Linked DNA regions of Homo sapiens: region 2 is linked to region 1. Evidence: read pairs that join two places in POLR2A ChIA-PET (ENCODE). Cell type or tissue: OCI-LY7. All regions are shown on one strand. Links, peaks and the distances in the headings refer to the core of each region. The heading gives the core; the rest is flanking DNA. Region 1 overlaps LINC02346 (long intergenic non-protein coding RNA 2346). Region 2 holds the start of LOC124903448 (a long non-coding RNA gene).

Evidence for each region. Peaks named below come from ENCODE experiments on the same cell type or tissue, not always from the same donor. Only the 100,000 strongest peaks of a DNase experiment are listed, where the experiment ranks them.
Region 2: POLR2A ChIA-PET joins it to region 1 with 14 read pairs; 2 of 35 experiments call an interaction of 5 or more read pairs at or near these places.

Annotation. Positions count from the first base shown.
Region 1 is chr15:25,932,524-25,948,307 of GRCh38, reverse strand. The region is part of intron 1 of LINC02346 (long intergenic non-protein coding RNA 2346); the gene reads right to left. Among named protein-coding and RNA genes, the nearest start is that of LINC02346, 38 kb to the right of the region's middle. RefSeq lists an enhancer at 4,968-5,468. In OCI-LY7, for the core only: a CTCF peak has its summit at 10,091; DNase peaks (open chromatin) are centred at 8,557 and 9,057; H3K4me3 peaks cover 399 bases; H3K27ac peaks cover 2,520 bases.
Region 2 is chr15:25,621,246-25,637,029 of GRCh38, reverse strand. LOC124903448 (a long non-coding RNA gene) reads right to left here and starts at 578. Exons shown (of 2, transcript XR_007064543.1): 1 at 346-578. In OCI-LY7, for the core only: no CTCF peak of the experiment used is centred there; no DNase peak of the experiment used is centred there.

The DNA.
Region 1 (15,784 bases), core at 4,219-12,218:
GGTGTCCCCAGACAGGAGGCTGCTACTTCTCCAAAAGAAATCTATTATTGACTACCAATAAAAAAATACACTGTAGATTTGTTATGATACACAAATGGCTAAACTTTATATAGCCACGACAGTATTCTAGCACTGCTCTAAGCCTTTTCCTGCTCTGGAATAGCTACTATTGTTACCTCCATTGTACAGAAAACAGATGCCAGAGGGAGGACCATGGAAACTATGAAATTGACTTGTAAGTTTTGGACCTAAAGGTTCTTCCTGCTCTACTCCTTACATCGCCACATTTTAGTTAACATATCTCTTAAAATACTGGTCCTTTCTATATTTAGAGGGACTCCTCTTGCAATTTGAAGTGTTTTTTTGCACTAAGCATTTGGTCATAAGATCATCTGTGATTCATGTCAGTTTAAGTACCTCTTTAGACATTGTTCAGTTAGGAATGTAAATAGGAGCTAGCATTGTGTGTAAAAGGAAAGAACAGCTGCTTACAACCATTTTTGTTTCATAATACAAATGTAAATCAATATGTTATTGGAAATGCAGGCTGGGAGGGGAGGGGAAAAATGCAGAGAGAAAAGCCCCATCTCTGCTTGGAGTTCAGCACTGGGTCTCTTTTCCCTTCCACCTTCCTTGTCAAGGCTGCCACAGTGACAGAAGCACACAGGGCTGCCTTTTAGTGACACCTGCTGGGACAGACCTGGCAGAAGGGATTGCACATTTGCATGTTTCCTGGCTGCCTCTGTTAGCCCCTGAGTCAGCAGCCCACTCCAATTCATGCTGAGCTTGGACAGCTCGGGTTTGAAAAATTCCCCCTTCCCTTGGAGCAACCGCTTTCCAGCCTCCTCATCATTCCAAAAGGAGAATGACCTACATGCCAGCATGACAGAGATCTGGAAATTTATAGAAGCTCCATTGTGAGCCTAAATCCTTAACAGGGGCTCAAACTGCCAACACCGAATGAACAGAGAGGTTTTGCAATAAAGCAGGAAGTCATTAAAATAATGAATCACCCGGCTGGGTTTTGAGCTCCTTTCCCACTAATTTAATGGAAAGATTTATTGTCTTTACAATGTATACTTTCAGAAATTTTGCATAAATTTATTATTTACATTTTAACATAAGTAACTCCTTTGTGTTTTATCACTGAGCAAATTCTATGTAGCAAACCAATGCTATATTTTGGCAAACTCACATTATAGCTTAGAAAATACTAAAGACCCATTGTAAACTGAGGGCAGCATTAAGCAAATTATACTTACCTTTGTGACTACAAAACTTAATGATTCAATGCTTTTCCTGTGAAATTTGTCTTTCAATGCTGATAGTCTTTTAATAAAAAATGTCAATTAAATATTTTCATATTTTCTCTTAATGCAAATATACAGAAAATAAATTTTATCTTAAAAGGTAGTGTTTCTCATGGGAGAAGAAATAAATTTTTTAGTTGCTTTCTCAACCAAGTATGTGAAAGGAAGTTGTTTCCCTTTATATTTTAATAATTAATTTAGTCAAGGCCATATTTGGAGCAAGACTGTTTCACTTTCGCAGTAGTAGAATTTTCAGTGTTTTATGTCTCCATTCATAGCCCATGACACGAGGTTTACTAGCTCCCCATTTTTGCTACGCTAAACAGGGATGCGTTTCCAGGAAGAGGAGTGCTGGGCACCAGGCAGGACTCTGGCGGCCCCACATGGCACTGGTCTCAGGATACACGGGCTGGAGGAAGCATCCGACCCGGCACTTCCTGTCCTGAGCCTGTTGTCTGATCCTCTGTAGGTTCTGCTTCCTTCCTGTCTTGGAGGGCTTGGGCAGGAGGGCGGCAGCCCTCCTAGAAGGGGCGCTCCTATGTGGAGGGGACGCTCTGCGCGGTCCGGGCCGTGGGGTGTGGGTTCTGTGTCCTGGCCTGAGCCTCTCCCAGGAAGCGACAGCATGGAGCCGGGGATCTGGTGAGGAGGTGAGGAGCGGAGATTGTTAGCCGCCTCCCTTTAAGGGCAGACACTAAAAAGAAAAGACGTTTGTGCAGAAAGGCCCCGCCCATGGCCTCCTGCCCACCTGGAGCTTGGAAACTCCCAGGGAAAGGCCCTGGAACAAATGCAGGCAAATGTGAGGATGCTCAGGCTCAGCTCTGCAAGGAGAGAACGAGCTTTCGGGTCACCATGGAGGAGTGGGCCTCACTGGTCAAGCCTTCCCCACTCTCAGCCTCAGTTTCCCCGCAGAGTGGGAAGGCCAAAGAGACTGTCAGCAAAGGGCCTGTGCAGGAGCCACAGTCGTGGTCAATACATAGTTGCCAGGTGCCAAGCGTTGCCTGAAACCAGACTCAACTATGCAAGAAATAGCAAGCCAGCAGACCCGGCTGCAGGATCTACAGGGCCTGTGCAAAGTGGAAACGCAGAGACACTTTGCGAAAGTCATTGTGAAATTTAAGACACCAACAGGAGAGGATTGAACACAGCAGGAACCCTCTGAGGGCTGAGCTCTGTGCAGCAGCACAGGTGGGACACTCATGACAGAGCCTGCCATCCTTTAATTTTTCTCTAAGTATTTTCCACAAAATGAATAGACGTCCCAATCTCTACTGACAGGAAGGAGGTTCAGTCTCTGATTTTGAGAACTGCCCTGCCCTCCGCCCACTGCTCACACAGGGCTATGCCAGGCCAGGTGTCCCATCACGTGGGACAAGCCTGCAGGATCCCTGGGCCTGGCCTCCAGCTCCTTCAGGCCCATTCCCTCTCAGGCCCTCCCACCACCTTGGGGATATAGAAACTGCAGGCCACAGCTGCTCCTGGGACCGACCAGCATCTCCCCTCACCTGTGCAGAAGCCTGTAGCTCCTGCCTGGAAATTTCAGAGCTGGCTTTCTCTCCACCTGACATGAGCTGAAAGGCCCATATAGCAGAATCATTCCCAAACAGCAAACTACACCCCCTCCCCAACCTTCACATTCTCTCCCAAGTTGAGGAACCCGCTTAGGAACAGCAAAGAAAGGGAAGAAAAAGCAAACACAGGAGTTTGCCTATAAAAACCGCCTGAAACCGAGCTTGCAGTGAGCCGAGATCGCACCACTGCACTCCAGGCTGAGCGACAGAGCGAGACTCCGTCTCAAAAAAAAAAAAAAAAAAAAAAAAACCGTCTGAAAGTCCTGAACCCAGGAGGCGGAGCTTGCAGTGAGCCAAGATGGCTCCACCGCACTCCAGCCTGGGCGACAGAGCAAGACTCCGTCTCAAAAAAAAAAAAAAAAACCGCCTGAAAGTTTACCTCCTGCCCCACCGTGATTGAGAGCAGACCCTTAACTCTCCCAGGACAACTGCTCTGGTTGTGTTGACTTCACATTCTGGCATCTGAGGCCGCTCGGAAGGCGTGGGACACAGACCACCACAGCGCAATGAGGACTGAATGGGGTCCATGGTCTTGAGAAATAAACACCCTCAGGAAAAAAAAAAAAACTCAGAAGGAAGGTCCTCTCAGATGAGAAGGGGTAAAAGTCCTTCTCCCTCCACATGGATCCACATCCCAGAGACTCTAGCCTGGCTTGGGAAAGCTCCCACAAGAGAGGCCAGCCCACACAGGTTATCTCATTTTTGTTCTTAGCTCTTGAGAGATGACAACCTGCTAACAGTCCTCGCTTGCTCTGGGCGTCTGCTCGGCCTCCTGGCCACGCTGGAGGAGCCCTTCAGCCCACAGCTGCGCTTTGGGGGCCCCTCTCTGGGGCTGGCGGAGGCCCGAGTGGGCTCCCTCTGCTGGCGGGGAGGTGTGGAGGGCGAGGGAAGGGCAGGAGATCCGGGCAGCGCTGGCTGGCCAGCGCAGGTTCAGGGTGGGTCCCGGCGTGGTGGGTCCCGGCTCACTGGGCCCCGCACTCCGTGCCACTGGCTGCTGCTGGGCTTCATCAGAGGCAGGGTCCTCTGTGTGGACTGCCTTTCCCTCTTGGAGGGGTCATTGGCTACGATAGCGGGTTTCCCTCTCTTTGTTGCTTCCTCTCTTTTCCTCTGCTTCCTCTGGGCTGCTGGAGTGCCCAGGCTAGGTACGGCAACGTTGGGCAGCGAGTACCAGTGAGAGATGAAGCCTGGCTTCTGGGATGGGTGGGGACTTGGAAAACTTTTCTGGCTAGCTAAAAGATTGTAAATGCACCAATCAGCACTGTGAATCTAGCTAAAGGTTTGTAAACATGCCAATCAACACTCTGTCAAAACGGACCAATCAGCTCTCTGTAAAAAGGACCAATCAACTCTCTGTAAAATGGACCAATCAGCTCTCTGTAAAATGACCAATCAGCAGGATGTGGGTGGGGCCAAATAAAGGAATAAAAGCAGGCCGCCCGTACCGATAGCAGCCACCATTCCCGTTTTATTCACCGCTGTAGAGGTGTTATTCTTTCGCTTTTCTGCTGGTTGCTGTGTGGTTCCACGGCTCTTTTATGAGCTGTAACTTCACCACAAAGGTCTGCGATTTTATTTTTGAGGTCAGCAAGGTCACTGACCCAGTGGAAGGAGGAACACCAGATCTGCCACCTTTAAGAGCTATAACACCTTTAAGAGCTATAACACTCACTGCCAAGGTCTGCAGCTTCACTCTTGAAGTCAGCAACACCAGGAACTCACCAGAAGGAGAAAACTCTGGACACACCTGAGCATCTGAAAGAATGAACTGGGGACATGAAACTTTAAAAACTGTAACACTCACCGTGAGGGGCCATGGCTTCATTCTTAAAAGTCAGTGAGAGCAAGTACCACACTACTTCTAGACACGCTAAGATCCTTCCCCTTGGGCTCTGTGCAAAACCTTGGAAATGTCACGTTTAAATATTTCAATGTGGTCTCTTGTGTGGAGGTGGGATACTGGACATGGAGGGAGAGCTGGGTTTCCATCTTTCAGCTTCAGGAATTGAAGGAAAAGAGGGTGTGCATCTGAGCAAAGTGGGAACAAGCAGCACCACTTGCTCGGACAACCTTATGACTCAGGAGGGCACGTGAGCACATAACACACTGCAGTCTCTCTTAAGGGAGGCTTTCCAGCGCCTCCAGCCACAGTGGAGGTTCCGTTCCTCTCCCAGAAGCCCATGAAGGTTTCTGCCAGACCCCCAAAAGCAGACAGGACCCTCACGTGTGGGGTGGGGTGTACATGGAGCAGGCAGCATTACTGCAAGATGTGGACAGGATTCTTTTTCAATTTCAGGTAAAGGTGGGGTTCCAGGAGCACTGCAGAATGGGCCCTCACGGCAGTGTCAGGGAAGATTCGTCTCAAAAGATGTTGCCTGGGTGGTAACAAAGGCCTGGCCAGGGACAGGCTGGGGCCTGCAACTGGGTCATCTGTCCTATCCTAGCCTGAGAACAGGACCAATTTAGTGCCCGTCAGAGTTTGCCTTAGAACGGAGATGGGGCCGCAGGTGAAGGCGGAGCGGCAGGTAGTATTCCTCTGGCTTTCCAGCTGAGGAAAGCTCTGTCTCAGGTCTGGGGAACTGTCCGCGGTTGTCGTTTTCCAGGGTTGGTATGTCCAGGCAGTGCCCAGGCTTTTCCTTTCTGCCCAGCTGCCATGCCCAGGAAAAAAAAAGCTAAAGTCACAACTGTGATCTGCGTGATTTTTTTTTTGTCTTTGTTCAACTTTTCTATCACCCCTGTTCCAGAAACTCCTACATATGGCAGAGTGCTTTCCACTGAGCTCCCTTTTGAGTAGCTGGTCACCGTGCAAGGTTTTAATGAGGCACAGCCATGCACACGGTGAATTTTCACACCATTTCACTTTAAAGCAGAGCCACACGTGAGCTCGGACGGTAGGGGGTTTCTGGTAAGGAAAAGAGAAAACAAAGTCTCAGAAGCTGCAACGACAGGCCTCAGGGAAAATTGAATCGCCCTTGTCAAAAAGCAAACAGATGACTCCTTACAAATATAGAATGGACGTGTGTTGCTGCTTTATTTAACTCATCAGTGAAGAGTTCACCAGGAAGGCAAAGTTGGTTCAAACGGAGTTCATGGAACAAGGTCTAGAGCATCAATCGGAAAGGAAAGAGGAAAAATGTCACTGAAATAAGTTTGCCAAGTGGTGGCAAACCTGGCTAATGTCCTGAAGTGGCAAAAGGAAAAAAAAAAAAATAAGACTGAACAAAATGCTGAAGGCTTTGATATGATCTTCTCCACTGGACACCAATAGTTTGCATCTCTACTGACCAAGAGCAAGTTCACCAGTCACCTCACAGGCTTTAGGCTTGAATGGTGCAGAATTTAAAATGACCCCAGGGCTTTTCACCTTAATCCCTGGGACAGCAAACATGATGAAGCACCTTGCTCACAGTTACGCTCTCTTACCTGGCAAAGGGTATTTTGCAGATGTAATTAAGGTTACCAAATTACTTGACTTTGAAGTCATCAAAAGGGGGATTGTCTGGGTGGGCCTCATTTAATCACTCTTGCCTTAAAGGCCAAGAGTTTTCTCCAGCTGGTGGCAAAAACAAAAGTCAGTAGGTGGAGGTGGGTGCGGGGGTATGCATGAGTTGGAGGTTCTAGGTTGTTGGGATAGAGGGGCCATGTAACAAGAACCTGAGAGCAACCTGAGGGAGCTGAGAACCAGGCTGGTGACTGGGAAGGAAATGGGACCTTGATTCTACAATTCCACAAAACCTGCCAACAACCTGGATATTACCCAAAACTAGAGAAAACAAACAATAATTAAATAAAGCGGGGCAAGACGTGCAAGAAGAGCTCATCTCACAGTTCATTCCTAGCCTTCCCAGCTGGCTTCCAGATCCCACGATCTCTGCATCATCCCAAAGAGAAACACACTTGACAGGACACCCTACCATCAAATCAAGCTTGTGTTTTTCAGATATTTTTGACCAACACCTACATCATAGGAAATATACTTAAAATTGTAACCCAATACATGTGCGCATGCATACACACACACACAGACCACGCACTTGAAGCTAAAGTTTCACAAAAAATACCTGATATGATGTGCTATAGGCCGAATTATGTCCCTCCTGCAAAATTCATATGTTGAAGCCCCGACCCCCAGGACCTCAGCATGTTCCCTCATTTGGAGAGGGGGGTCTTCATAGAGGTAAGTTGAAATGAACTCATATGGGTGGGCCTTAATCCGGTAGGACTGGTGTCTTTATAAGAAGTGGAGATGAGGACAGACAGATGCAGGGGAATGACCATCAGAGGACACAGGGGGAAGGCATCTTGCTGTCTACAAGCCAGGGAGAAGGCCTCGGAAGGAACCAACCCTGCAGGCACCTTGATGTTGAATCTACAGGCTTCAGAACAGTGAGACAATCCATTTCTGTTGTGTAAGCCCTCCAGTCTATGGGACTTTGTTACAGCAGCCCTAGCAAACCTAATGCATGGTGCATTCCAATAGTTTCTACTCTATTCCTTTTGTTTCTTCTTTAATGCTGTTTGAAACAAAATCGATTCTAGGATCACAAATAGACCACACATGCAGGTTGAAGAACTGAGAGCAGTCTAAGATCCATTTTCTACACCAGTAATTGAACACGTGTTACTAATAGCTTCAGAAATGAAAAAGTCTATATACGTATATATATCCAAAACAGAGAATCACCTTGAGGGAGGGAGTCTAAATATAATGGCTTTAACAGAGGAAATGAATTTCTCCAATCATCCCTGACACAAACATAATGAATGATACCTTCCAACGCTCTTTGAAAAAGTAAATGAACTCGAGTTTAAGGAGAGTAAAGCAATTTTTCCAGCTCTTTCTGAAGCAATGATCAAGAAAGGTCTTGGTATTTCCATGTCACGCTGCAGAGAAGAAAGCCAGGAGTCAGCCAGGATCGAGCCACTAGGCTTGTGCTGTCCATTCTGAAAATTTTGGGAAAGAAGAGTGGGTACCTCTGGGGCTGGGAGAAATCTCTTCTCTACCAGAAAGGCAAGAAATTATGCCAAGCGGGGTGTGGTGGCTCATGCTTGTAATACTAAAACTCTGGGAGGCTGAGGTGGGAGGATTGCTTGAGCTCAGGAGTTTATCAGCCTGGGCAACATAGTAAAAACCTGTCTCTACAATTTTTTTTTTTAGTTAGCCAGGCTTGGTAGTGTGTGCCTGTGATCCCAGCTACTCAGGGGGCTGAGGTGGGAGGATTGCCAGGAAGTCAAGGCTGCAGTGAGCTGTGATTGTGCCTCGGCACTCCAGCCTGGGTGACAGAGTGACAAATTGTACCCAAATCACGTGAAAACTTACAGTATTTCTAAGAGTAGAGTATTGGCAAAATGACACAGTCCTGCTTCCAGGAATGCTAGAAAACCATGATCTTGGAGTAAATATCATCGTCATCCTCCGCATCACATACTGCATGTAATGGGAGGGATTAGAATAGTCATGAGAATATGTGTCTGGAATTTCACAGCTTAGTAAACACGTCCCACAGATAGTATGTTGAAGCCTATTGGCTCTTTCATGAGTCGGGTGTTGGTGCACAGAGGGTCCAGGCCTGGAGAATGGGGAGCGGGCCCCATGCTCTGGAGCCAGGTGGGTGTGAGGGCCTGGGCCACATGGTGGGTGCACCCTATCCTAGCCCAAACCCGCGGTGAGCCTCTACTTCCTGGGGCTCACTTTGTACTGAGGGCAAGATAACATTGCTTCAAGCTGCAGTGAGAAGTAAATATATTAGTCCTGGGAAGCACTTAGAATGGTGCACAGCCCCCACCCCCACCCCATCTAACCCCCACTGCCCCTGTCCCTCCTTCCGCCCCACCCCACTGTTTCTGTCCCGGGGTGTCAGTCTTTATTATTTGAACACGAAACACCCAAGGCCCTTGTGAAAATGCAGGTTCTGTTTCAGCGCCTGGGGTGAGGCCTGAGATTGCACTTTCTTAACCAGCTCCCAGGTGATGCTAAGGACACTGGCCTGTGGGCCTTGTTTTGGGTAGCAAGTATCTAGAACATGCAACAGAAACTGCTTGTTCCTCAGAGACAGAAGAGGTTGAGTATGGTTAACCATTTTTACATATGTGTTTTTTTAAAAAACACGCTTGGATGCCACCGTGCAGGAAGTACAAACCAAGGGCTGGGTCAAACCTCCTGGCCAGGCAGCTTGGACAGAAACATAATGAGAAGCATCTGGGCTTCATGCAGCTGTGACTGAGGGGACTCTCTGAGCCCTCACTTCCAGGGCTGCAGGTCATGCACCCAGCCCAACCGCAGCTTCTGCTCAGCTGGTGAAGCTTACAGGCTGTGAAAGTTAGTGAAATGCTTTGTGTTCAATCGCCTGGGGTAGGCTTCAGGTATCCAAACTGGGGTCGGGGGGGGGGGGCGGCGGGGGGGCAGGGCTAAGGCTGGAGCAGAGGCAGCTTTGCCATGGAAGCTGAGGGACCCCCTACTTTGGGATGCCCTACGGCTCTTGCACCTGGGTCCTTACTGGCATTTTTTCCAAAAACCAACCACATTTCAGAAAGCATCACAAATACCCACCCCTAGCTCTGCCACACTCGCTAACCAAAATGTTTTCCTGCCCAGTTTCATCCTTCACCCTGCCCCCTCCCCCCTCCAAAACTTGGTGGGCCATGCTTCTGGGAGAGTGAAACTCTTCCATTTTATTTATTTATTTATTTTTATTTTTTTGGTTTTTTGGGTTTTTGTTGTTTTTTGTTTTTTTTTTTTTTTTGAGACGGAGTCTTGCTCTGTCGCCCAGGCTGTAGTGCAGTGACGTGATCTCAGCTCACTGCAAGCTCCGCCTCCCGGGTTCACGCCATTCTCCTGCCTCAGCCTCCCGAGTAGCTGGGACTACAGGCGTCTGCCACCACGCCCGGCTAATTTTTTGTATTTTTAGTAGAGACGGGGCTTCACCGTGTTAGCCAGGATGGTCTCGATCTCCTGACCCCTGGATCCGCCCGCCTCAGCCTCCCAAAGTGCTGGGATTACAGGCGTGAGCCACCGCGCCTGGCTGAAACACTTCCATTTTAAAATCATACCATTTCCCTATAGCACATCCCGAATGCTCTCACCCCAGAAGGCAGGAGGGGAGCGCCAGAGCAAGACCCGGGTGCCCATGTGCACAGGGGCACGATGCCCAGCAGGTGGAGGCAACCCACATGTCTATGGAGGGATGAGCGGATATGCACAATGTCTATGCACACAGTGGAGCGTCATTCAACCTGGAAACAGAAGGGAGTTCTGACACATGCTACACTAAGGATGAACACTGAGGACATGATGCTACTGAAATAAGCCAATCACAAAGTAAAATTCCTGTGTGAGTCCACTCACATGAGGCACCTAGAGGCATCAAGCTCATAAAGACAGAGTCTTTGGGGGGGAGAAAAATGGTATTTAATGGGGACAGATTTTCAGTTTTGCAATATTAAAGAGTTATTGAGACTGGTTACACAACAGTATGGAATGTGTTTAATCCCACTGTACTCTACACTTAAAAGATGGCTAAAATCAGTGCTTTGGAAGGCTGAGGTGGGAGGATCACTTGAGGCTAGGAGTTTGAAAGCAACCCAGCAACAGAAACCATGAAATCTCCATCCAAGGAATACCCTCCACAACCTACCCCAAACCAACATGAAAGTGAGGTTGTGTGAAGGTGCGCTTGCTCTTCAGACACCTCAGCACAGTCCTCTAACTTCCTTCCAAGTGGATTGCTATCATCTCTACAAAAATTTAAAAATTAACTGGGCATGGTGGCGTGTGCCTACAGTTCCAGCTACTGGGGAGGCTGAGGTGGGAGGATAGCTTGAACCTGGGAGTTCTTAGGCTGCAGTGAGCTGTGATCACACCACACCGCGGCAGCCTGGGAGGAAGCAAAATCTTGTCTCAAAAGAAACCAAAAAAGGCTAAAATGGTAAACTTTATGTTATGTATATTTTACTAAAATTTAAAAAAAATATTTTTTTAAAAGAATTCTTCAAGGAGTCCTCCCTTAGGATATGATGGGCCTAGAATCAAGATCTCTCTTCCCTTCTGGGGAGTGTTTCTTGTTTCCACCAGGGGCTCATCAGAGGTGGCGTGAAGCAGGACATACACAGAACTGTGAAATCTCCATCCAAGGAATGCCCCCCACATGCTACCCCAAACCAACATGAAAGTGAGGTTGTGCAAAGGGGAGCTTGCTCTTCAGACACTTCAGTGCAGTCCTCTAACTTCCTTCCAAGTGGGTCACAGCATCTGATGCCCTATGGAGCTGGTCCTGCACCTTCCATGTTGGGGGTGTCATAGTCTGTGTGTGCAGCTGTAACAAAATACTGCAGACTGGGTAATTCATAAAGAACAGAAATTTATTCTTTCACAGTTCTGCAGGCTGGGAAGTCCAAGATCCAAGCACCAGCAGGTTCGGTGCCTGGCGAGGGCCCAGGTCTCCGCTTCCAAGATGGTGCCTGTTGCTGCGTCCTCCAAAGGAAAGGAAGGTTGTGTCACCACATGGTGGGAGGCAAAAGGGCAAGCCAGCTGAATGCTCTGTGAGGCCCCTTTTATGAGGGTCTGATCCCACTCAAGAAGAAAGAGCCCTCGTGGTCTAATCACCTGCAAAAGTCCCTCCTCTTAATACTATCACATTGGCCATTAAGTTTCCACACCTGAATTTTGCAGGGGACACATTCAAACTGTAGCAGAGGGCCTCACAGCCAAGCAAAAGTTCACTTGATTAAATATATACATCTTGGTACTGTAATCCTGTTATATATCAAATACAGGCAGAACTGGGGAAAATCAGGATATGTTTTTTGGGGATAAGAAGGATAAAAGTCCAACCTTATGTAGTAAGACATTTTATCCTTAACTGGCCAAATGATAATTCTTCCCTACTGAAATCAGTTACTATATCTATCTATCTATCTATAATCTATCTATCTATCTATCTATCTATCTATCTATCTATCTATCCATCTACTTATCTATCTACCTATCAATCTAAGCTGCTGGCTTAAAATGTGTCTTACTTGAAAGCTCTCTCAGACCACAGTGTGGGACAGAGGCCTCCATGAGTGCTTCTCACACCAGCACAGAACTTTCTATTATTCGTACGTGGAGGATGTCAAGTTTATTCTTATGAAAAGAAATTGTTCGCAGGAAAGTCACAGGTTTTAAGAGAAATGAAATCATGACGCCCATGAGTTGCGCATTTAGAATGCTAGCGGTTTCTTCAGGAGTCTGTGACAAATTGTCGTGTCATCAGGCTATCACATGCTCCATCTGCCTTCCTAGACTCTTACAGAATTCCCAGACCAGGATAGATCCCATTCTCCTTTTCTACATCTTCCCACTGCAAACTCTGGCCTCAGATAAGAATATTGCTTTGGCAGGGGGTGTAATGTTATTAGAAATAAAGTTAATTAGGAAATGTTTGTGTCTAACCTATTGAATATATGAAATATAATTAATTTTCTGTATCAACTCTTAGAACTGTGAATTGAGTGGCAGGGATGAGGATGAGCTCACAGTAGGCTGGGTATGCACTTTGCCTTCTGGGATTCAAAGAAGTAGGTCCATGCTGTCAGGGCCCAAGCTTTGCTCTCCGTCTCTTGCTGCCCGGACATCTCTTTCCCCTGCTGTGTCCCTTGGACTGTCCTGGGACAGCATCCTCAAGCCCTCCCCGTCTTCCATTTCTGCTGTGCCTCATTAATCGCAAGGAAGCCCATTCACCTCCATGCAGCCAATCAGCACTTAGCCTTTCTTTCTTTCTTTCTTTCTTCCTTCCTTCCTTCCTTCCTTCCTTCCTTCCTTCCTTCCTTCCTTCCTTTCTTTCTTTCTTTCTTTCTTTCTTTCTTTCTTTCTTTCTTTCTTTCTTTTCTTTTTTTTTTTTTGAGACAGAGTCTCACTCTGTGGCCCAAGCTGGAGTGCAGTGGCATGATCTTGGCTCACTCCAACCTTTGCCACTGGGGCTCAAGCGATTCTCCTGCCTCAGCCTCTCAAGTAGTTGGGACTACAGGCACACGGCATCACACCTGGTTAATTTTTTTGTATTTTTAGTAGAGACAGGGTTTCACCCTGTTGCCCTGGGTGGTCTCGAACTCCTGAGGTCAGGAAATCCACCCGCCTCAGCCTCCCAAAGTGCCAGGATTACAGGCATGAGCCACCATGCCCGGCCCTCTTCTTAAATGCTTCTAGTGTTTGATGACTATTAGATTTTGGTGAATATTAGATTTTGACACATAGCATGCATGTTCTAACATCTCAGAACCATTTTTTTTGAATCAAAAACAAATTTAAAGGAAGGGATATGATATTTTTTCCAATAAAAACAGGAAAATGGACTTGGCAGTGGCTGCCTGCTAGGCAGTAAGTGATTGAAGAGTGACTTCATTTCAGAAACATAGCTGCTTTCATCTTTCAGTAAATGAGTCTAAGACCTTTCTCAGGGCACATGCATAAAATAAGGCTAGACATTTTTATAAAACTTACGTCTTTATTCAAACTACAGGAAAAGAATCCAAATGGAAAGCAAGGCAGTGTTCTTCAGGCTAAGGCTTTTTTTTTTTTTTTTTTTTTTTTGAGACGGAGTCTCGCTCCACTATTGCCCAGGCTGGAGTGAGTGCAGTGGTGTGATCTCGGCTTACTGCAAGCTCCGCCTCTCGGGTTCACGCCATTCTCCTGCCTCAGCCTCCCGAGTAGCTGGGACTACAGACCCCCTCCACCACACCCGGCTAATTTTGTTTTTCGTATTTTTTAGTAGAGACGGGGTTTCACCATGTTAGCCAGGATGGTCTCGATCTCCTGACCTCGTGATCCGCCCACCTTGGCCTCCCAAAGTGCTGGGATTACAGACATGAGCCGCCACACCTGGCCAGGCTAAGCCATTTTTATTGAGCATTTACCCCTAGAGGGAGTTCTACAACCCACTAAAGGCCAGGCCTGACTGCATCCTCCCAATTCCCTGTTGTCAAGAAACGCTGGGCCGGGTACAGTGGCTCACGCCTGTAATCCCAACACTTTCGGAGGCCGAGGCAGGCGGATCACTTGAGGTCAGGAGTTCAAGACCAACCTGGCCAATATGGTGAAACCCCTTCTCTACTAAAAACACAAAAATTAGCTGGGTGTGGTGGAGCATGCCTGTAATTCCAGCTACTCGGGAGCCTGACCGATGAGAATTGCTTGAACCTGGGCAGCAGAGGTTGCAGTGAGCTGAGATTGTGCCACTGGGCGACAAAGTGAGACTGCCTCAAAAAAAAAAAAAAAAAAGAAAGAAAGAAAAAGAAAAGAAACCCTGTAGCTAGCGATGTAAGTCGTGCGCCACTAGCTGGCACTGTCGCTCACAGCACACTGCAGGCCTCTGCACCTTTTGCCTCCCTGAGAAAGGCAAAGAAGAATCCCAGTTTACCACGGTGTCCTGTGCTGCTCAGCCTCCGAGTCGTGTCCCTCCCATCAGAGGCCTTCCACGGAGCTCAACCCCTCCCTAGGGCTTGGAGGACGGTGGCAACAGACGAATCTACATACGGGCCTGGCATGTGCGGGCTGGATCAGCTGGAGTTTGAAGGAGAGAATCCGATTCAAAAGAGAGCAGGGGAAGTGGTACCGAGAGAAGCAAGGCAGATGGCAGCGCAGAGTCTGAGAGCGGGAGGGGGCACTTTCAGCCTCAGGAGACGCTCCTGGCAGAGGGCTAGGGCCTGAGATGGGGCAGGGGGCGGGCAGAGAGTGGCTTCCTTCTTCCCTACTGTTTTCCTCCCTCCCTCCCTTCCTTTCTGCCCCCTCGGGGCAGCCAGTGCACAGAGCTCTGCCACCGTCCTTCAGGTAACACTTCACATTACCCTCTCCATGTGGCCTCAGTTAACACATGGTATGTAAAACAAGGAGTTGAGATGAGACCTCTACCGAATTATAGTCATACTCTGTCACAGTCCTCGTGGCACCTTTTCTTTGTAGAGTCGGAACAAGACCCAGAGTATATGGGATGATGAAACCTGAGCATCAGGGTGGCAGGAGCTGTCAGTTAGGAGTGAAGGCAGAGAGAGAGGGACAGACACCACCACCCACCCCACCGCAGTGCAGTCAGTGAAGGCAGGGGGATGGGCTGACTCAATGCATTCACCCAGTGAGTGGGTCGCTCTAAAATACTCATCATTGTTTTCCAGGGCAATATTAGCATTGGCAGCTTTTAAGAGCACCTGAGAATCTGCTCAGAGCATGTGTATCACTGCCTGACTCCTAAACCATGGGATGATTTAGGAGACGTGAGTGATGTGCCCAAGGGTGAGAGTTGAAGGAGAAGGGGGCGGAGACTGTGTATTCCCTGACATTCCCCATTCCCAGTCAGCTCGGGGATCATAAGCTTTGGTGACAGCCTGTGAGCGGTGCCCTGGGAGCCACATTTGCTTTCGCAGTACTATGCTTTGCTAATGTTTGGGAGGGGGACAGCTAACACGTCACACATGTGACAGCCCGGCTGTGCACCGGGACAATCCCCCTTCCAGGCCAGGAAACAAGTGGGTTCTATAAAGGACACTGAACACATTCCTCTGGAGTGGAGCAAGGTGCTTTTCAGTTTTGGCAGCCCAAGGACGAAAAAGCCCAACCACATCCTGCAGTGGAGGAGAGACGGAAAGTCAAATTTAGGGATTCACTCTCACTCCGCACAGGCATCCCCAAGACAAATGGACAATTGTAGTGTTATTTTAAGATTTAAAATTTTCCAGAGTTCTGAAACACCTTTGAGAACTTTCAAAGAAAGCTATTTCTGTCCTTTGAAGGTTAGGCCAACATTTACACTTCTACCTGAATTGTCCAGCTTCTGGCATAGTTAAGCACTTCCCAGCTTCTCCAGAGAAAGCTATGTTCATGATGAGAAAGTTCTTATTGTGCGGTGATGTGAGGTGACACTGCTGGGGGTGGGCAGA
Region 2 (15,784 bases), core at 4,273-12,272, 310 kb after region 1:
TTCTTCTTCCTCTGATTCCTCCTCATCATCATCTGTGTGGAAAGATTCCAAGGTGGAGCAAACCAGAGCCCACACTGACCAGACAGTTACAGGAATATCCTCAGCACCATCCTTATATGCCTTTTTCAGTGTGCCGCCTATCTTTTCCCAGACCTCTACATTCATAGTTCCTCAGTCCAGAAACCAGGGGCAATATTTCTCTACTGCACTAAAAAGCTGCATAAGTGCTAACCTTCACTCCTCCTTTTCTGAGGAGATGCTGAAGCCGACTCAAATAAGCCTCTTGTCTGCTCGACCCTTGCCCCATTGTTACCCTGATGCTTCCAAGCTCCCCTTCTTACTCACCACGGGGATTGCTTAAGAGTACTCGGGTGTTCTCCAGCTTACTTCCAGGTTCTCCAACCACCGCTCCAGCGACTCTTCATCCTGGGTTCAAGCCCCCATGTTGAGCACCGCTTGCTGAGACCAGCTCAGTCGTGGAGACCCTAACCCAGCAGCGCTAGAGGAATTAAGACAAAGACACAGAAATAGAGTGCAGAGTGGGAATCAGGGGGCTGACAGCCTTCAAAACTGAGAGCCACGAACAGATGTTGACCCACACATTTATTGACAGAAAGCCAGTGATAAGCATAGTTTCTACAGATTATAGATTAACTAAAAGCATTCCTAGTGAGGAGCAGAGAAACAGGCCCTGGCTGATTATCTGCAGCAAAAGCATGTTGTTAAGGCACAGGCCGCTTCTGCTATTGTTTGTGATTTGAGCAGTTTTCCACTCTGGGTGGGCCAGGTTTTCCTTGTCCCGCTCCAGTAAACCAACAACTTTTAGCAGTGTGCGTGATAGCCATCACGAGCATGTCACATTGCTGCAGAAATGCTGTTTATGGCCAGTTTCTTTAAGGCCTGTTCATGACAGGCTTAGGGCTTGCTACCAGCAGATCTCTAACAACAGTTTTGGTGAATTCAGTTCATGTAGACAACTTGATGCTAGTCTAAGGAAAGGAGGGTCAGGAAAGGATGGCAACGAACCAACAAACCTCAATAAAGCAGCAATGCCCCTAGAACCCTGCAGGATGTGGCACGCACAGGTGCCACCCTTACAAAGGCCCAGCCCAAAGGAGCAAAGCAGGCAACCTGAAGGGCCAGCCTGGCAGAAACCTGCACCCCAGGCTGCAGAACAAAGAGGGGCAGAGAGAAAGTCTTTTCCAGAGCACAAGGAGGCAGCCTGAGTTGCTGCACAAAAAGCTCTTTCCCTTCCTGGCTGATTTCCAAGTATAGCATGGCAGAAACAGAGGTGCACATTTCTTTCTTGTTCTATTTTTTTTAAATAGTTTTCAATTTTTATTTTTGTAAAAACGGGGATCTCACTATGTTGCCCAGGCTGGTCTTGAACTCCTGGTCTCGAGTGATCCTCCCACCCTGGCCCCCCAAAATGCTAGGGTTCCAGGTGTGAGCCACCACACCTAACCCCTCTATTATTTTTAAGAATGAAAATATAAGGTAGAACTTTGTCATGGGTTGAATTCATTACCCCCATTCATATATTGAAGTTCTATAGCCAGTTCCTCAGAATATGACCTTATTTGGAAACATGCAGTTATGTATAATTGGTTAGGATGAGGTCATGCCACAGTAGGGTGGAGCTCTATCTAGTCTGATATGACTGGTAATATGACTAGGAAAAGAATGCCATGTGAAGAGACTAAGACAAACCTAGAGAGAAGAATAGGTGAAGAGACACAGGGAGAAGGTGGCCATCTGTGAGGCAAGGAGAAGGACCTCAGAAGAGACCAACCCTGCCTATAACTTGATCTTGGACTTCCAGCCTCCAGAACTGTGAGACAACCAGTGTCTGTTGTTTAAACCCTCCCAGTCTGTGGTGCTCTGTTACAATAGCCCCAGGAAACTCATATAAGCTTCTTGTAAATTCTCTATGTTATCCATGAAAAAAATTTCTTTTTCTAATTCGAAACAGAAAACAATTAGGGAAAGTTTTACCTTTCCCACATTGACTCAAAAATCCATTTCTATTATATAATCTAAAATTAAAATTACTGGCAGGGCATGGTGGCTCACACTCATAATCCCAGCACTTTGGGAGGCTGAGGTGGGTGGATCACTTGAGGTCAGGAGTTCGAGACCAGCCTGGCCAACATGGTGAAACCCTGTCTCTAGTAAAAATAAAAAATAGCTACTTGAGCTTGAGGCATGAGACTCATTTGGACCCAGGAGGCAGAGGTTTCAGTGAGCCAAGATCACGCCACTGCACTTCAGCCTGAGCGAAAAAAGACTCTTGTCTCTAAATAAATAACTTAAAATAAAATAACTGTTATTCCAAAACACCTCTTGATCGAGAAGCTTTATTCTGGTAGCTGCATGGATTACACACACTCTCAACCATTTATTCAGGTACAATTGACATACAATAAGCTGCACATATGTAAAATATACAATTTGATGGGTTTTGCCGTATCTATATGGTGGCACTGTGAATTAGTTGTATTTTCTAGGATTTTATATACATCTTATAAATTTATAGAATATATGGAATCATACAGCACCCTCCCCTTTCTTGGGGGAAGGGGCCTGGCTTCTTTCACTCAGCGTAATTATTTTGAGATTTATTTTTTCCCCATATGATTACGCGTATCAATAGTTGATTCATTTTTATTGCTGGGTAGTCATCTATCATGTGGATAAAACTGTGTGTTTCCAGTTTCTGGCTATTGCAAATGGGCTGCTAAGAACGTTTGTGTAAAAGCCTTCGTACAGACTTATGCTTTCTTTTCTCCTGGGTAAGTACCACAGAATGGCCGGATCATGCAGTAGGTGTATGTTTAACTTTCTAAGAGGCTGCCAGGCAGTTCTCTAAAGTTTCTGTTTCATGTGACATCTGCATCAGCGGTGTGTGGGTTTCAGTCCTGCACAATCTCACCGTCACCTGTGTGGTTGGCCTTTATCACTGTCATCATTCTCATAGGGGTGCAATGGCATCTCACTGCACAGCCTGTGGACTATGATGTAAGCAAAGCCCCTGGAATCCTGTAATGTAGAAACTGCAGCACCAAGGCCACAGGATACATGACAGGCCAGCCTTTGCTACTCAGTGAGCACAAACAAAAACAGTGCAATCAATAGTCCTGGAAAATCTGATGAGCCACTTGATGCCTGCCTTCTAGCACGCAAAATAAATTCCAGGTGCATTTAATCAGACCTGCATTTAATCTCAGTTAAGCACAACAGGGTGACTAAAGTCAACCATAATTTATTGTATATTCAAAAATAATGGGCTGGGCGCGGTGGCTCACGCCTGCAATCCTAGCACTTTGGGAGGCCGAGGCGGGTGGATCACGAGGTCAGGAGATCAAGGGCATCCTGGCTAATACAGTGAAACCCTGTCTCTACTAAAAATACAAAAAATTAGCCGGGCATGGTGGCAGGAGCCTGTAGTCCCAGCTACTCGGGAGACTGAGGCAGGAGAATGGCGTGAACCCGGGAGGTGGAGCTTGCAGTGAGCCCAGATCGCGCCATTGCACTCCAGCCCGGGCGACAGAGAGAGACTCCGTCTCAAAAATAAATAAATAAGAATAATAATAATGAAAAGAGTGGCATTGGAATGTTTCTAACATAAAGAAATGATAAATGCTTGAGGTGATGGGTACCCTAATCACCCTGATGTGATTGTTACACATCGTATGCCGGTATCAGAACATCACATGTACCCAATGTGCCTATGTATCCATAATAATTAAAATTTTAAAACTTCAAAAAATCTGTTAAAAAGTATTATTGTTAGCTGGGCGCTGTGGCTCACGCCTGTAATCCCAGCACTTTGGGAGGCCTAGGTGGGCAGATCACCTGAGGTCAGGAGTTCAAGACCACCCTGGCCAATATGGCAAAACCCCGTCTCTACTAAAAATACAAAAGTTAGCTGGGTGACGTGGCAGGCGCCTCTAATCCCAGCTACTTGGGAGGCTGAGGCAGGAGAATCGCTTGAATGCAGGAGGCAGAGGTTGCAGTGAGTCAAGATCGCACCACGGCACTCCAGCCTGGGTGACAGAGCAAGACTCTGTCCAAAGAAAAAAAAAGTATTATTGTTTGTTCCATAGGAAAATTAGTATGTGAGGAGAACATAAATATACAAACACATGAGTGTTCCTGTCCACTCTGCCTCTCCCTCTGCAGCCTCTGTGCTTCCTGCCTCTCTGATTCCATGCACAGGCCTCCAGTCACACTGAATTGCTGATCATTCCTGAAGATAGCTGAAGCCTTCCAGAAATCAGTGGCTTTGCCTAAAGGTCACCGGCTGGGAAGGTGCCTCCCCCAGTTATTCACCTAGATAATTCCTACTCATTCTGCAAGATATGCCTCAAATTCATTCTGCAAGACTTGCCTCAAATAAATGTCACCTCCCTTTGGACTGTGCCCTGCCTGCCTAGGTGGTCTCTCTCACCTGCACATTCTCACAGCACCTATCTCGTTGCTTGGGATAGCTATTTACAGATTGGTGCCATGCACCTGTGAGTCCCTCTGAGGCAAGGACTTTGCATTCTGGGGGACTGTATTTTCAGTGCCCAGCACAGAGAAACCTAGTGATATGGGCTGAGTGACGGGAGTGAGCGTGTGCACCTCTTAAAAACATACATGACACCGCAGTAGCTAGACGTTCAACATTTTGCATTTACACTTACTCAAGAGAAACTCTCCTAAAGACCCTCCCACAATGGCCTCTCTGGGCTGGCAGGGCTCTTCCAGCTTCCTGCACCTTCCCGAAGGAATCCTTGGGCTGCAGCTGAGGTCCTGGAGCACCAGGGAGCAAGCCCCATGCCTGATCCATCAAGATGCTCGCCGCCTTAGAGTCGGTGGCGTTGGTGCCCGGCCCTAGTGCGCCCAGATAGTGTTGTCATGTGATTTAGTTAAATATTACCTAATCCCATGACAATATGAGTGGGGAAAGAGTTACTGTTTCTATGAAAATGAAGTTCAAAGCTTTGGAAAGACTCAATCAAGGTGAATCATGAAAAAACATTATGTCCAATTAAGTGTGTGGGAAGAAACTCTAACAAATGGAGGGAAGTAAAATTCCATAAGAATTCCACGCTTAGAGTCTGTCCAAAAGTCTTTAAGCTCTCATGTCACTTTAAATCTGTTGAAACTGATAAATATGGACAATGTATTACAACTGTGTGCTCTGAACAGGAAGTCAATATAGATCTGAAATCACCAAATCAGATGACCAGCACGTACATCTATGTCTTTAGGCTTCAAGTTAAAATAAAATGTTATACACACACACACAGACACACACATACATGCATACACACATATACATATAGACACGCACGTATACCTATGTATGTTCACATATGTAACTATGTTTACATGTGATGTGCATATGTGTGTGCCCACGCACATACCTGCACATGCCTACATAGACACACACATATACACATCACATATATACACATGTGCATGTAATAGATATATATATATATATATATGCTCATATATAATGATTTTCTACTTTAAATAATTTTGGCTGTATGCTTACTCACTACAGGGTTCACAGGAATTAGATAAGAGAGCTCCTAGTAAATACTTTAAATACTTTAAAAATACTCAAATAATTAAATATGTGTGTAGATGTAAATACATACTTTGAATATTTATGTTTATACATTAACATTTGTGTAAATATACTTCGTATGTTGAATATGTTTTTGCAGATATACATAGTACATAAATTAAACCTTTTGCTTCCTCAGTGTTCTGCCTTTGAGCATTTTTAGGTCAGATGGTTGTCATGGTCAGCCCTGGAAGCCGATGCTGAGATGAAGCTGGGCACACAGGGTGCTTGCTAGGGATCAACACTATGGGAGGAGAAGCAAGAAGTGGGATTTGTTCAGGGGAAGTTGGGCTGAGGGGTGACCCAGAAGTGGCTTCAGCTGGCCCTAGGGGGGCTCCTTAGCTAGTTAGTGTTGTTTCTAAGGTGGACAGAGATGGACAGGCCTTCCTATAACCACTTGGATCCATCACTGGGTGTGGGCCACCCCAGGGAGGGATGCATCCATGGACAAGGTGGCTCTGAAGCAGAGGCAGTCCCCAAGGGTCTGGCAGCTGGAAACCACCTGCCACCAGCACTCCCTGGAGCTGGGCAGAGAGTTTGTCATTGAAGGGACTCTGGACAGCACCTCCCAGGGGCCATGACAAAGCTGATTGGGTTAGCTCTAGAACAAGGCATCTGTATCCTGTGGAAGACGTCCCAAAGCAGCTACTAGAAGCCTCTGGATTAAAAACTCAGTGCTTTACTTATCATATACCATTTCTCCTTTTCTTGTCCTCAGAATGCCATGCTCCTCCACTTTAGGATGAAGAGAGTATTCAGGAAGCCAAACTTTTAGTGGGAAATCCTGGAATTTTCACTGAGAGCATGCTCAGCAAGAGCTGTAAATGGTGGCTAATAAAGCTTTTTGGCCCCAGACTATGTCATCAGATAAACACAAACTTTTTCTCCAACACATGTGAATTCTAATGCCCAGTTACTCCTCTCTTAATAAAGACTCAATAACAGTTATTCAAAGAATGATAACACTTGCCCATTGTAGAGGTGGGTTCATCTCTGATGCCACCACTGGCTGGTCCTAATTCAAATAGGCCTTTGGGCTGGGGACTTTCCCAGTTACCATGTGCCCTCAGCCATGCTGCCCAGGAGGAGGGATGGATGCCAGCTGGGGCTGCCTGGCTCTTGGGAACAAACACCCTGTGGCCCTGTGGTGATGGGGGTCATGAGGTTCTGTATCCCATAGTTTTGACAAAGTTGTGCTTCAGACCGTCCTTGCACTATGCACATGCAATTTACAAACTGGGTTCTAGAGCTTGGAAGATCCATGTAGGCTCTGACTCCGGAGAGGTTCTCTCGGTCTTCTCTGACCCTAGGCTGTCTCATCTCCCCCCATATCCCATCCCTAATCATCTTTATTTCAACTTTTCTTCTTTCTTTTCAAAATTGCTGTTTATTTCTCTCTTTCAATTTTCTTTATTTTTTTAATTTAACAAAGCAAAGCATGCCTCTTGTAAAAAGAGACCCAGCAGGAAAAATGTATGAAGTGAAAGTTAATGGAAATTAAACAACTTGCTCCTGAATGACTTTTGGGTAAATAATGAAGTTATTGTAGAAATTAAGAAATTCTTTGAAACTAATAAGAACAAAGATATGACATATCAGAATCTCTGGGACACAGCTAAGGCAGTGTTAAGAGGGAAATTTATAGCCCTAAACACCCACATCAAAAAGTTAGAAAGACCTCAAGTTAACAACCTAACATCACAACTAAAAAAAACTAGAGAAGCAAGAACAAACCAACCTCAGAGCTAGCAGAAGACAAGAAATAACCAAAATCAGAGCTGAACTGAAGGAGCTTAGGACACGAAAAACCATTCAAAAGACCAAAAAATCCAGGAGTTGGTTTTTTGAAAAAAAAAAAAATAATAAGATAGGCCACTAGCTAGACTAATAAAGAAGAAAAGAGAGAAGATGCAAATAAATACAATCAGAAACAACAAAGGGAATATTACTATTGACCCCACTAAAAATATAAATAACCCTCAGAGACTACTATGAACACCCTTATGTACACAAACTAGAAAACCTGGAAGAGATGAATACATTCCTGGGCACACACACTCTCCCAAGACTGAACCAGGAAGAAATCAAATCCCTAAACAGATGAATAATCAGCTCTGACATTGAGGCAGTAATAAATAGCCTACCAACCAAAAAAAGCTCAGGAGAAGACTGATTCACCAAATGTACAAAAAAGAGCTGATGCCATTTCTACTGAAACTATTTTTTAAAATTGAGGAGGAAATCCTCCCCAACTCATTCTATGAGGCCAGCATCATCCTGATACCAAAACCTGGCAGAGACACACACAAAAAGAAAACTTCAGGCCAATATCCTTGATCAACATTGATGCAAAAATCCTCAACAAAATCCTTGTAAACCAAATCCAACAGCCCATCAAAAAGCTAATACATCACCATCAAGTAGGCTTTATCTTTGGGATGCAAGATTGGTTCAACATACACAAATCGATAAATATGATTCATCACATGAACAGATCTAAATACAAAAATCACATGATTATCTCAATAGATGCAAAAAAAGACTTTCAATAATATTCAACATCCCTTAATGTTAAAAACTCTCAATAAACAAGGTATTGAAGGAACATACCTCAAAATAATGAGAGCCATCAGTGACAAACCCACGGCCAATATCGTGCTGAATGGGCAAAAGCTGGAGGCATTCCCCTTGAAAACTGGCACAACACAAGGATGCCCTCTCTCTGCCCCTCCTATTCAACATAGTTTTGGAAGTCCTGGCCAGATCAATTAGGCAAGAGAAAGAAATAAAGGGCATCCAAATAGGAAGACAGAAAGCTACCCCTTTTCGCAGATGACATGATTCTATATCTAGAAGACTCCATTGTCTCAGCCCAAAAGTTCCCTCAGCTGATAAACAACTTGAGCAAAGTTTCAGGATACAAAATCAATGTACAAAAATCACTAGCATTCTTATACACCAACAATAATCAAGCCAAGAGCAAAATCAGGGACACGAACCCATTCACAATTGCCACAAAAAGAATAAAAATACCTAGGAATAGAGCTAACCAGGGAGGTGAAAGATCTCTACAAGGAGAATTAGAAACCACTGCTAAAAGAAATCAGAGAAGATACAAACAAATGGAAAAACATTCCATGCTTACGAATGGGAAGAATCAGTATCATTCAAATGGCCATATTGCCCAAAGCAATTCACAGATTCAGTGCTATTCCTATGAAACTACCAGTGACATTCTTCACAGAACTGGAAAAACTATCTTAAAATTCATATGAAACCAGAAAAAGTCTGAATAGCCAAGACAATCCTAAGGAAAAAAAAAACAAACCCAAAGCTGGAAGCATCACATTACCTGACTTCAAACTATACTACAAGGCTGTAGTAACCAAAACAGCATGATACTGGTACAAAAACAGACACATAGACCAATGGACTAGAATAGAGAACCCAGAAATAAGCCCACACACCTACAACCATCTGATCTTCAACAAAGCTGACAAAAAGAAGCAATGGGGAAAGGACACTCTATTCAATAAATGATGCCACAATAACTGGCTAGCCATATGCAGAACACTGAGACTGGACCCCTTTTTTACACCACATATAAAAATCAACTCAAGATGGATTAAAAAGTTAAATGTAAAAGCCCAAGTCATAAAAACCCTGGGAAACAACCTAGGCAACACCACCCAGGACATCAGAACTGGAAAAGATTTCGTGATAAATACACCAAATGCAATCACAACAAAAGCAAAATTTGAGAAATGGGAACTAAATTAAAGAGCTTCTGCCCAGCAAAAGAAACTACCAACAGAGTAAACAGACAACCTACAGAATGGGAGAAAATATTTGCAAACTATGCATTTGACAAAGATCTAATATCCAGTATCTATAAGGAACTTGAATTTACAAGAAAAGAACAAACAACCCCATTAAAAAGTGGGCAAAGGACATGAACAGACACTTCTCAAAAGAAGACATACATGTGGCCAACAAGTGTATGAAGAAAAAGCTCATCATCACTGATCACTAGAGGAATGCAAATCAAAACCGCAATGAGATACTGTCTCACACCAGTCAGAATGGCTATGATTAAGAAGTCAAGAAAATAACATGCTGAAGAGGTTGCAGAGAAAAGGCAATGCTTATACACTGTTGGTGGGAGTGTAAGTTCCCAGCAATCCCATTACTGGGTATGTACCCAAAGGAATATAAGTTTTTCTATTATAAGGATACATGCACTCGGAGTTCATTGCAGCACTATTCACGATAGCAAAGACATGGAATCAACCTAAATGCCTATCAATGGTAGACTGGATAAAGAAAATGTAGTACATATGCACCGTGGGATACTACACAGCCATAAAAAAGAATGAGATTTTGTCCTTTGCAGGAACATGGATGGAGCTAGAGGCTAACTATTGGGTACTAGGCTTAGTACCTTGGTGACGAAATAACCTGTACAACAAACCTCTGTGACATGAGTTCACCTATACAACAAACCTGCACATGTTCACCTGAACCTAAATTAAAAGTTAAAAAAAAAAAGTTAAATATTCACCAGCCTCCATCACCATCCCTCAAGGTAAACTTCACCATTTCATCTTGAAGTTGAGCATTTACTCAAAATTTTGTCATCCCCAGGAATCAGGGGGAGTACAGCACCCAGGCCAATCTGTTTTTATTGTATTCATTAGCATTTTATTCCTAGTCATTGCTTTTAAATATTTATTTATTTAATTTGAAGTGGCACAATCATGGCTCTCTGTAGGTTCATCTTCCTGGGCTCTAGCAATCCACCCGCCTCGGCCTCCCGAGTTAGCTGGGACCACCATGCCTTGGCCTCCCAAATTGCTGGGATTACAGGTGTGAGCTACCATGCCTGGTCAGTTATTATTATTAACTCTGTTTATTTCCAGTGGCTCAGACAGAAAAAGAGAATTACTGCTCACAGCAGCAGCCACTCATGGGTTAAGGTCTAGCCACTGTCAAAAGACAAAATTATAACAAATTTAGTTTAAAGATCTCAACTTGTTTTATTTGCAGTTCCAGAGTTGGGCAACACCTCATTCCATAATGCAGGATCAGTGCTCCAATGAGCTGAGCAGAGGAGACAGAGAAGGGCTTTGTAGACAGAGAAGGAAGGGCTGAAGAGAGCAGAAACCAGGACAAAAACAGATTGGTCATTTCACAGTTACTTGTCTTATAAGATGAGGACAAGGAGGCAGAACAATAGAAAAATAACTGTTTGTTGCCAGCAGGTGACTTCAGTTAAGGATGAAAACAGGGGCAGCTTCATGACCTTGTCAACAGAAGATGGAAACTGGTCTGTTTGGGAAATAGGGTGTTGTCACTCCTGATTTTGCAGAAGGTCAGATAACAACTTACTTTAGGTTTGCTGAGCATGGCTGATTCTACTTTGATTTCTAGACTTAGTCCACAACAATGGCCTCCTATAATCTTCATTTACCACCAGCCACCCTCCTTGTCTTCAGATTTGTGCAGCTCAGAGCATCTGGACCAGAGAATGATCTTTGTTCTGCAATGGAATGGAAACTTCACAGAGGCAGCTTCTGAAAGATTCAGAACAGGCCCACATGTGTAGGGTGCATGGGGGACCCGACATAACCTCTTTTTCTCTTTTTTTCTTTTCTTTTTTTTTTTTTGAGACGGAGTCTTGCTCTATTGCCCAGGCTGGAGTGAGTGGAATGGCGCAATATCAGCTCACTGCAATCTCCGCCTCCTGGGTTTTAGCAATTCTCCTGTCTCAGCCTCCTGAGTAGCTGGGATTATAGGCACCCACCACCACACCCAGCTAATTTTTGTATTTTTAGTAGAAGCAGGATTTCACCATGTTAGTCAGGCTGGTCTTGAACTCCTGACCTCAGTTGATCCACCCGCCTCACCTCCCAAAGTGCAAACATAACCTTTTTAAAGCCAGGAAACAGAGCCCTGTGGGGCAGTCCATGGAGGCCCCAGACACACCTCGCGGCTGGCCCTGGATGGACTTTTCCTCCTACCCAAGACTGCTCACAGAGGCAAATCTTGAGTCTGTGGGGATGGCAAGACCCAAACTCTCTGTGTCCTCATTCATACTTAGAAATGTCTCCTCTAGAAATTAACTTTCTCTGAAAACTCAGCAACATAAGTTGGTGTTTCTCAAAGTCTCCATACTGCCTGAGAAAGGAGAAGAAAAATGAGATAATAATACACGGCCACACTAGGCTAATTTCAAACTGTGATAACCTTTCAAACCTCTTCTCCCTACCCTGCTCCATTCCTGCCCCTGGAGACTCTAGCCTGCTGCTTGGCAAATTAAACAGATGGGAAAGACAGCTGCCATCTTGAGCCTGCAGCCTTCCCCTCAGCTGCCCGGTGTCTGTCTACACTTCCGAGTCATCGCCTCTTTGAACTGGAAGAGAGCAGCCCCTCATGGCATGGGCCATAGGCCTGAGGCTGCAGAGGTGACTGGGCTGATCCAGAGTCCCCAGCAAGCTGTGCAGAGCTGAAGAACGGCATGCTTCACACTCACACAGTGATGTCGGCTTCCACTGTTGTGATGCTGAGAAACAAAGGGAAGACAAAACAGAGGCTACTTCTGCTCAAACCAAATCCAGCATGCCTGTGGCAGTGTACATGCCTCTGTGTTCCCCAGAGCTGAGCTCAGCTGTCCTCAGCTGTGGGCTCAGTCCACCACAGCCCCAGAGCCAAGCTGGACCGGAAGTCAAAAACACTCACGCCCACTGGTTCCACGCCTAGCACGGTTCCTCCAACTGGTGTTCCTCTTCTGGGAACTCCAGCTCTGCTTCCTTTGAACCGAGCTGCTGATCCGGATTTCTTTCTCCAGGCCAGGATGCCTGAGACCCAAGTCCACTTTAGAGTTGGGCTCTCCTTCTTCTTGGCTGGCCTCTTTTGGAAATCAGAGCCCTTCCCTATGCCCAAGACAATACTCAGGGCAACAAAACTCAAGACAAATGGTCAAATCAAGAGGAACCTTCCTCTGCAAAATTATACTACATAAAAGCTGATGTTGTCCAGCTCAAGTCTGGGCAAGTGGCCTTGCAAAGGGCCTCTTCAGTGCAACAGCCAACCTCTCCACACCACCTTGGAAGATGAACCAGATCTTACTGGGCTTTGAGGCTCAGAGTCAGGTGCTTGCCTGGAGTCTGTGAGCAGCAGGCTTCAAGTAACTCAGTCTTTGCTCTCCTGACCGTCCTGGACTTTCTCCAGCCATTGCTGAGTTTCTCTTGGCTTGAAATGCTGCCTGACACATCCAGGCACTGCGGTGGTCTTGCCTACGAATGCATAAGCCTAAACATCCACCTCGTCCCCCCATCATTGCCAAAAGGAGTACATCTATCACTGTGCTCAGAGGTGTAACGGCGAAAGTAGAAGAACCTTCTCTGCCCTTCTGTCCAGCAGCTGGAGAAACCAGACACACGTATGAAGTCCCCAAGCCTTTACAAAGCAGGGTCCTGCTGAGGGCAGCAGGGAGTGGTGTAGAGAACCAGTGAATGAGGAGTGCTGGGGAGGGGCTGGTGATGAGGGTGCCGGGAAAAGCTTTTCAGAGCTGGGTGGAGGCCAGGGGGATGAGTCCTGGAGGATGGCCAGGTGTGAAGGAGCAGAAGTCAGGTAGGAGAAGTCAGCATGAGAGAAGGCAGGGTAAACCCATTTTAGGATTCAGGGAGGGAGCCACTCACACTGTCCTGGGCACAGCAAATGGACTCCTTCCAGGCCTGTTCTGAGGTACCCATGTGCCCTGGAGCCACGATTTTGTGCCTCCTTGATCTTTTCAGCCCCTGACAAATAGCTCTTGAAAATATTGCTTGGATTCAATACTAAGCAAATAAAAGTGGGGAAAGTCCTTTTTGCACAATAATCACAGCAAGCCAGACGACAAACGTAGAATATCTGGAAATGAGGATCCCACTGAATGGTGCACTCCCCTCTGCAAGCTCCCACGCAAACCCAGATGACAGTGGCCCTTTGTGCATTCAGTCCCAAGGACACTCTCGTCCCTCCTGAAGCCTTGGCAGTTTGACCTTCTACACTTTGCTGTTAGGGGCAAGTAACCTCTTGCTTCTCGGTGCATGTTCTTGTTATTGTTTGCCCAAGGCTGCTCACATTGCTACTGTAACTGTCAGGATCTTGCAAGACTATGTCCCTGGAGGTGGCTTCAAGAAGCGTCCAGGTGTAAACGGAAGAAATGGCAGTTGGACCAGCATCTTCCAAGGAGTTAACCAAACCAGCGGCTGTCTGGTTCCAACTGCAAACTCCAGTAGACACAAAGGGCTTGCCCAGACACTCGACTGGGAGCCTCAGCCACACTCCAGCCTGCTTTTCGCTTGCGCTGGCCCAGTCCCTTAACATGACCAGCCCCCACGTTGAGTCTTTGCAGTTTGCTGCCAAACTGCAAAATGTACATCGTCCCAACCCACATCGCCAAAACAATTTCCAGTAATCCCCTGCTTACTTCAATCCTGTAACTTTTCATTTCCCCACATCCCCTCTCGTCACCTTTTTGGTTCTCCCTTTTATACTTCTCATAGCCTGTTTTTGTTCCTTCTCTGTTCTCTTCTTTAAAACCCCTACCACCTTTAGGTCTTGGTTGGAGTTGAGTTCATTTATGCTGGTGTCCCTTTCCCCCATTGAAACAGTCTGAATAAATCTGTCTTGCCACCTTTAACAAGTGTTCTGTGCTGTTTCTCGTTGACATAACCAGCTGGGATACCAGACCCTCTCTGGGACTAACTGAAGATGCTTCCTGACCAGCAAGTCAATTGGGACTCAATGTGACCAATTAGTTAATCCGAGCTGGGGGCCAGCCTCAGTCCTCCATTAGCATGGCCACAGTAAAACCTCTACCATCAGCATTCCTGAACTTTCCCTCTCAGAGACTCAGGTGAGCAGACTTCCTCACTGGTGTGGGAGCCCTTGCCTGCGGAGTAAATTCCCAGCTCCACTCGCTGACCCCTGGGGCACCCAGGGTCCTCCATGTGTTCAGGGGAACATGGGCTGTGATTCAGGACGGGATCTGCCCTACCATGCTCGGGATAAAGAACCAGAGACCTAGGCCGAACTGCAAACACCACCACTTAGAGCTACCATTGACGCACCCCCTCCTCTGCACCCTACACTGTGGGACATTCACACGTATCTATTTTCATTTGATTTTCCTCCAACAACTCTACCAAAGAGGAAACCAAAGCCCGTGAGGTTGAGAACCTGCCACAGTCGCAGAGCCAGGACTTGGAAAAGTGGAGGTTCCATGTCATGTGCCTCTGGTCCCAAAGCCACCCCCACCCCACGCTGTAGTGTCTTCTTGCCCAGTGCTCCATCACTGGGGCAGTGGACACTTGAATAGGAGAGCTTTCCCCAGATGCACCTCTGAGGTTTGGAGTGGAAACACCGGGGGCATGGTCGGGCGCAGTGGCTCCCAGCTGTAATCCCAGCACTTTGGGAGGCCAAGACGGGTGGATCACCTGAGGTCAGGAGTTTGAGATTATCCTGGCCAACATGGCGAAACCCTGTCTCTACTAAAAAATACAAAAATTAGCTGGGCATGGTGGTGGGTGCCTATAATCCCAGCTACTCCGGAGGCTGAGCCAAGAGAATTGCTTGAACCTACAAGGCGGAGGTTGCTGTGAGTTGAGATTGTACCACTACACTCCAGCCTGGGTGACAGAACGAGACTCCATCAAAAAACAAACAAACACACAAAAAAACCAGCAGCAGGGCGGGTAACTTGAAGAATGAAGCCCTTGGGGCCAGGGCTGGCTCCCAGACACCAGTAGCCACTGGATTCTCAGGACAGGAGAGAAAACCAATCTGCTACAAGAGGTGGCTGGAGGGTCAAGTTCCAGGGTGGAGAGAAGCCAGCCAGGAAACAGCAGGAACTCCAGGAAGCAAACATCTTCAGGGTGGTCTCATGGCAGCCTCAAGCCAGCAAAACACTCTCTGGGGCCCAGATAGGGAAGTGTCTCTCTCACACAGGACACCTGAGTTCTAGGCAGAACCCACAGGGCTAGCATGCCTGTGACTGGGAGTTTGCCATGGCTCAGGGTCCCTGGGGAGAGAAGGCAGATGCCGGCAGAGTTGGACATGTCTGCTGACCCTGGCTGGTGCCCACCATGATGGATCTGTGTCCAGGCTTGGGCTGCT